2 separate regions of the Homo sapiens genome follow, and region 2 is linked to region 1. The links are chromatin contacts, found by Hi-C in ENCODE. All regions are on one chromosome and are shown on one strand. Each heading gives the region's core, a stretch centred on a gene start or an enhancer-like site at or near the end of the contact. The rest is flanking DNA. Distances are from core to core; before and after follow the strand shown. Region 1 holds the start of ZNF845 (zinc finger protein 845). Region 2 holds the start of ZNF701 (zinc finger protein 701).

Region 1 (3,715 bases), core at 1,216-3,715:
TTTTGAGATGGAGTCTCGCTCTCGCCCAGGATGGAATGCAGTGGCGCAATCTTGGCTCACTGCAACCTCCGCCTCCTGGGTTCAAGTGATTCTCCTGCCTCAGCCTCCTAAGTAGCTGGAATTAGAGGTGCATGCCACCATGCCCAACTAATTTTTGAATTTTTAGGAGCAATGGGATTTCACCATGTTGGTCACGCTGGTCTTGAATTCCTGACCTTGTGATCCTTGTGATCCACCTGCCTCCGCCTCCCAAAGTGCTGGGATTACAGGCATGAGCCACTACGCCCTGATGTCCCTTTTAAAAAGTACTATGGGCCAGGCGTGGTGGCTCATGCCTGTAATCCCAGCATTTGGGGGGCCAAGGCGGGTGGATCATCTGAGGTTGGGAGTTTGAGACCAGCCTGACCAACATGGAGAAACCCCGTCTCTACTAAAAACACAAAATTAGCTGGATGCAGTGGCTCATGCCTGTAATCCCAGCTACTTGGGAGGCTGAGGCAGTAGAATCAGTCTGAACCTGGGAAGCGGAAATTGCAGCGAGCCGAGATTGTGCCATTGCACTCCATCCTGGACAAGAGTGAGATTCCATCTCAAAAAAACAAAAACAAAAACAAAAACAAAAAACAAAAAACGACTATGTAGGCCAGGCACGGTGGCTCCTCTCTGTAATTCCACCTGTAATCCCAGTAATTTGGGAGGCCAAGGCAGGACGATCCTTTGAGGCCAGAATTGAGACCAGCCTGGGAAACAGTGAAACCCCATTTCTACAAAAAAAAAATACAAAACCTAGCCGGACTTGGTGGCTCACGCCTGTGGTCCCAGCTACTCAGGAGGCTGAGGTAAGAGGATCGCTTGAGCCTAGGAGGTCGAGGCTGCAGTTAGAGGAGATCACACCACTGCACCCCAGCCTGGGCGACAGAGCCAGACCCTGTCTCAAACTATAAATTAATTAATTAAATTAAAATTATTACATAATAACAGAAAGTGATTTTTTTCTCCCACTTCACTGCCCCATTTCCTACCTCACCATGGGAAGAGGGAAGAGAGGCTCTCACAATTGAATTAAGTCACTACCCTCTGGCTGAATAGGGATTCCAAGTGGAAGCTGACCTCTAATGCCAAGATTTACAGAATGTATGTGTCTTATAGATAGGAATTTTAAAATTCTCAATATCATCTGTATAATTTAAACAAGTTCTAAGTTATTAGATTATATAAACAGAAGTCAACATATCACAACTAATCATATCCAATGAACTCACCCACTCATCTGAACCCAAAGTCCCCCACCCCTTTTAATCTTTTGAGACAGGCTCTGCTCTGTTGACCAGGCTGGAGTGCAGTGGCATGATCTCTGCTCACTGCAGCCTGGACCTCCTGGGCTCAAGTGATCCTCCTGCCTCAGCCTCCAGAGCAGCTGGGATTACAGGTGTGCACCATCACGCCCAGTTAAATTTTTTTTTTTTTTGACAGAGATGGGGGGGGGGGTCTCACTATTTTGCCCAGGCCGGTCTTGAACTCCTGGACTCAAGCAATCCCTCTGCCCCAGTCTCCTAAAGTGCTAGGATTACAGGCGTGAGCCACTGCGCCCAGCCCCCCTTTCTTCATTACTGTGCTTCCCTCCCTAATTCTGTACATATCTCTCATTCTCCCCTTCTCTCTCTAGCTCTTGTTTTCTTTTTCCCTGGGATCTGCTCCTCCTGCTGTTTTTTGTTTTGTTTTGTTTTTTTCATTTTTGCTCTCTCTTGGCAAATCCCTCACTCATCCTCTACTTTGCCATCTGTTATGGTCTTTCTCATTCTTCTTTTCTCTGTCTCAGGTTTTCTACTGCTCTCTCTCTCAGTCTCCTGATCCCTTTGGCCAACACAATCACAGGAGGGCTTTGGAGTAAGACGCCTGCATCCCGGAGGAGCGCATTTTCCAGGGGCTGGTGCAGGGCAGGCAAGAACACCCGGTGTCATAGGACAGCCCCGGGCACCTCCCCAACGCGGGCTCAGGGTAAGCGGTGACTGCGGTGGGGAGACCTGGGGAGCATAAGGGCCTGGAACGAGGAGGGAGGTGGGGGGCGACGGCGCCTTAAGACAAGACTGGGAGGCGCCAAGGGCGGGAATCCGCCTCGCGGTAAGGACTTTAAAAAGTGCGGGTCGGGAGGAGTCAGAAAAAGGTTTTGAGCAGGGAAACTACGCGATGGGAAGTGTATACATTGCCCTATAGCAGAAAGATTCGGGAAGGGACCATCCTCAGGGCGACTTTAAACCCAAAAGGAAGCGACCCCTGGACTCTGACGAGGACGTCTAAATTTGCTCTAGGTGAAGGAACACGGGTGAGAATTTCCAGGTCTATGGGGACCCCACGTCCCAGGTACAGAAGCGCCGGGGACTTGGGAAGCGCAGACTTAACACAACACAGAGCAAAACTCACCGCTGCGGTGGGACCATCACTCCATGCGATCCGCTTCCGGGTTTGCGCGAATCTGCGCGCGCAGGACAGAAGCCAGGCCTGGGCGGGACCCGCGGGGAGGTAGGCGGGGCCTGAGCGAGGTAGGGGCGGGGCGCGAAGCGGAGAGACCTTCCCCTTTAGAATTGGCAGAAGGCGGGGCCGGGGTGGGACCCGTGCGTCTCTCAACCTCGCTCCCAGCGCCTCTTGTTTTCGAGCTTTGGAGGCGAGACCGGACAGGAAGGCTGAGGCATGATTCAAAAGCCCTGGAATTGTCTGAAACGGGGATGCAAACTAGAATGTGAAATGCAAAGCCCTGCCTGGGTGGAACATACGATTTCATGCTGACGGCCCACAGAACAGAATAGAAATCCTCTCCCTTTCTATTCTCCATTCACTGGGAAAGGAGAGTCCACCCTGTCCTCAGCTTCAGAGATTTCCCTAGGGCCTCCCCCTGGGATGCGGGACGGAGTGCTCAGGCCAGGGAGGAGTGAGGTCACCACCTACTGCTTAAACACAGCAGAGATGCGGGCGCGGGGCGAAAGCCTGAGGTCCCAGCTACTCAGGAAGCAGTGGCAGGAGGATCGCTGAGCCGGGGGGGGGGTCCAAGTTAGCCTGGGCGACAAAGTAACACCTCCTCCGGCAGCGCTCCCTTCCTCGTCTCTCTCTCTCTCCTTTTTTAAAATTTCTTTAAATAAAATTTTTGATTTTGTGAGTTAGGGATCCAACATTATTCATTTTCACGTGGATATCCAGTTAGTTGTCCCAGCACATTTGTGGAAGAGATCTATTACTTTCATTTTTATATTTAGATTTTTCTTTTCTTTTCTTTTCTTTTTTGAGACAGAGTATTTCTCTGTCACCCAGGCTGGAGTGCAGTGGCGAGATCTCGGCTCACTGCAACCTTCACCTCCCGGGTTAAAGTAGTTCTCTTGCCTCAGCCTGCCAACTAGCTGGGATTACAGACGCGCGCCACCAAGCCTGGCTAATAGTTTTGTATTTTTAGTAGAGACTGGGTTTCACAACGTTGGCCAGGCTGGATTCGAACTCCTGACGTCAAGTGATCCACCTGCTTCGGACTCCCAAAGTGTTGGGATTACAGGCGTTAGCCACCGCGTCTGGCCAGGAAAACTCTTAGAAGTTGCGCCTGCATACCACTGGACTCAGCTTGCATGACCACATTCCTTTCAAGGCTCAGAATTATTTAAAGATCCATACATTTACATTGGAATTATTTGATGTTTGAAATATTTAATTTCCTACCGAGATACGGGTACTG
Region 2 (3,715 bases), core at 758-3,257, 760 kb after region 1:
CACCTGATGTCGGGAGTTCGAGACCATCCTGACCAACATGGAGAAACCCCATCTCTACTAAAAATACAAAAATTATCTAGATGTTGTGGCACTTGCCTGTAATTCCAGCTACTCAGGAAGGCCGAGGCAGGACAATCGCTTAAAACCGGGAGGTAAAGGTGGTGGTGAGTAGGCCGGGCTCGGTGGCTCATGCCTATAATCCCAGCACTTTGGGAAGCCGAGGTGGGCAGATCACCTGAGGTCAGGAGTTCAAGACCAACCTGACCAATATGGAGAAACCCCATCTCTACTAAAAATACAAAATTAGCCTGGTGTGGTGGCACATGCCTGTAATCCCAGCTACTAGGGAGGCTGAGGCAGGAGACTCGCTTGAACTCGGGAGGTGGAGGTTGCAGTGAGCCGAGATCGCACCATTGCACTCCAGCACGGGCAACAAGAGCGAAACTCCGTCTCAAAAAAAAAACCAAAAAGGGTTGCGGTGACCCAAGATCACACCATTGCACTCCAGCCTGGGCAACAAGAGCGAAAGTGCATCTCAAAACAAACAAGCAAACAAACAAACAAAAAGCAGGGAAAGAGGGTCAGCTGTAGAACTAAGACATAAGCAAACTTTTTCAATCAAGAATGCTTGGGTGGCCAGGTGCGGTGGCTCACGCCTGTAATTCCAACACTTTGGGAGGTCGAGGCGGGTGGATCACCTGAGGTCAGGAGTTCGAGACCAGCCTGGCCAACATGGTGAAACCCCGTCTCTACTAAAAATACAAAAATTACCTGGGCTCCATCCTCACGTCTTATTTAATCTCTTGTTGCTCCTTCTCCCCAATTCTTCGATCGTCCTCAATCTCCATATATTTCCGCCTCTTATCCCATCTCTGCATCTCTGCCGCTCTCCCTGTTAAATTCTCTCTTCTCTGTTTTACCCCCCGTCCCCACTCTCTAGCACCCCAGATCCCCAGGCGTCCTCCCTGCTGTGGTTCTCCCTCTGTTCTCCTTGCCACCAGCACCACTCTGCTCTGTCTGCCCTGGCTCCAAATTCCTCCTCTCTCTCTCTCTCTCTCTCACTCTGATGAGCCTCCCTCTTTGCTGCCCCTCTCTACCTTGCTGTCTGTCCTTCATCTCTCTGTACATCTAGCTTTTCTCTACATTTCTCCAGTTGCTTTTCTCCTCCTGCTTTCTTATCTTTTTTTTTTCACTTTTGCTGTCTCTTGGCAAATCCCTCACCCATCCTCTACTTTGCCATCTGTTATGGGTCTTTCTCATTCTTCTTTTCTCTGTCTCAGGTTTTCTACTACTCTCTGTCTCCTGATCTCTTTAGCCCACACAATCACAGGAGGGTTTGAAGTAAGACGCCTGCATCCCAGAGAGGCTCATTTTTCAGGGGTTGGAGCTAGGCAGGCAAGAACACACCGTGTCACAGGACTGGCCCCTGGCACCTCCCCAACGCTGGCTCAAGGAAAGTGGTGACTGCTAAGGGGAGACTTGGGGTGCAGCAAGGCCCAGCATGAGGCGGGAGGTGGGGTGCGACGACGCCTTCGGTGGGGTCCACAAGATCCCAGCACCAGGCAGAGAACTCGGCCTCCCTGAGACTGGGATCGCGACGTTTGCGCTTCAGGCGCCTAAAGGTTGAGACTGGGAGGCGCCCAGGCGGAAATACACATCTCGGGTGAGGACTTTGAAAAGCGCGGGGAGGGAGGAGTTAAAAAACGGTTTTGAGCACAGAAACTACGCGATAGGAAGTGTATACAGCGCCCTGTAGCAGAAAGACTGGAGACGGGAACAGCCTCAGGGCGACTTTAAACACAAAAGGAAGCGACTTCCGGATTCCCAGGGGAACGTCTGCATTTGCTCTGGTTGAAGGAAGATGGGCGAGAATTTACAGGTCTGTGGTGACCCCACGTCCCAGGTACGGAAGTGCCGGGGATATGGGGAGTGCAGACTTAATACAACACAGAGCAAAACTCACCGCCGCGGTGCGACCTTCACTCCACGGGATCCGCTTCCTGGTCTGCGCGGATGTGTGCGCACAGGACTAAAGCCAGGCCTGGGTGGAGCCAACGAGAAGGTGGGCGGGGCCTGATCGAGGTAGAGGCGGGGCCCCAGGCGGAGAGACCTTGCCCTTTAGAACCGGCAGAGGGCGGGGCCGGGGCGGGACCTGTGCGTCTCTCAGCCTCGCTCCCAGCGACTCTATTTTTCGGGCTTTGGAGGCGAGAGCGGTCAGGAAGGCTGAAGCACGATTCGAAAGCCCTGGAATTGTCTGGAACGGGGATGCAAACAAGAATGTAAAATGCAAAGCCCTGCCTGGGCGGAACGTACAATTTCATGCTGACGGCCCACAGAACAGAACAGAAATCCTCTCCCTTTCTATTCTCCATTCACTCAGGAGGGAGAGTCCACCCTGTGCTCAGCTTCAGAGACTTCCCTAGGGCCTCCGCCTGGGATGCGCGACGGAGTGTTCAGGCCAGGGAGGAGTGAAGTCACCACCTACTGCTTAAACATAGCAGGAATGCGGCCAGGTGGGCGGGAGCCTGAGGGCCAGAGGCGGGAGGATCACTGAGCCTGGGGGTCCAGGCCAGCCTGGGCGACAAAGTAACACACCCTCCCGCAGGGCTCCCCTCATCGTCTCTTTTAATTTTTAAAATAAAATTTTGATTGTGTGAGATAGGGATACAACATTATTCTTTTCCATGTGGATATCCAGTTAATTGTCCCAGCACATTTGTGGAAGAGATCTATTACTTTCTTTTTTTTCTTTTCTTTTTTTTTTTAAGACGGAGTATTTCTCTGTCGCTCAGGCTGGAGTGCAGTGGTGACATCTCGGCTCACTGCAGCCTCTGCCTCCTGGGTTGAAGCGATTCTCCTGCCTCAGCCTCCGGAATAGCTGGCATTACAGGCACAGGCCACCATGCCCGGCTAATTTTTGTATTTTGGGTAGAGACGGGGTTTCACCATGTTGGCCAGGCTGGTCTCGAACTCCTGACTTCAAGTGATCCGCCTGCCTCGGCCTCCTGAAATGCTGGGATTACAGGCGTGAACCACTGTGCCTGGCCCAAGAAATACTCTTCACTTCGCTCTTAAATGTTGAGAAAATACAATTGAAAACTAAAAAAATCTTCCCCTAAATGAGAAATCATCTTCACGACGATAACAGAGAAAGAAATAAAAACTATTTTATTAATAAATAGGCCTTAGACCAGCATGTGATGGGAAATAGAGGACAGTTGAGAGGTTGAAAAGAGAGAAAGAAACTTCACTGTTCTATACAACCCAAATACATGTTTTCAAGATAAACACTGATCAGTCCTCAGGGAAGAGGACTTGACAACACCCTTGGTCACACATAATTCATCCTGGCTCTACTTGGTAATGGAGGTGACCATCTGTGTCAGCTAACTAGCATCATCCTGAGGGAGGGGGAGAAACCCTAACCCATGTATTTTTGGCAAGTGTGAGTTTTACAGCATGGCGGACAGGTGCCCTCTCTGGTGAGGCTCCTACAATCCAACAGAAACTGATGTCAGCAGTAAATAATGAAATTTAGAATACATTATTAATTATAGAGTTTATTTGGACACAAAGCATGAGAATAGCCACCTGGAAACCTCAACTCCAAATGAATGGGGTCAGCGTTCCCAAGTAGAGACATTAACATTTCACACACACAAGGAAATACAGAGAAGCTTTCCCAGAACCACCACATTTTCCATTCAAGTCCAGT

Evidence for each region. Hi-C counts contacts between places; a loop is a spot of excess contacts on that map. Pooled maps may share reads with other maps.
Region 2: a map of B cell shows a loop between it and region 1 (38-fold over the local background). The contact joins the promoter of ZNF701 here to the promoter of ZNF845 in region 1. A Hi-C loop is called at or near these places in 1 of 168 maps with a recorded cell type or tissue (B cell), 1 of 37 single-sample maps with no recorded cell type and 8 of 50 pooled maps.

What each region holds. Positions count from the first base shown.
Region 1 is chr19:53,332,499-53,336,213 of GRCh38, reverse strand. ZNF845 (zinc finger protein 845) reads right to left here and starts at 2,465. Exons shown (of 4, transcript NM_138374.3): 1 at 2,422-2,465. RefSeq lists enhancers at 1,977-2,066, 2,337-2,386, 2,485-3,349 and a silencer at 2,457-2,676.
Region 2 is chr19:52,568,579-52,572,293 of GRCh38, reverse strand. It overlaps ZNF701 (zinc finger protein 701), which reads right to left and starts at 2,007. Exons shown (of 4, transcript NM_018260.3): 1 at 1,964-2,007. It also overlaps a transcript of ZNF808 not described here. RefSeq lists enhancers at 970-1,578, 1,739-1,988, 2,798-3,407.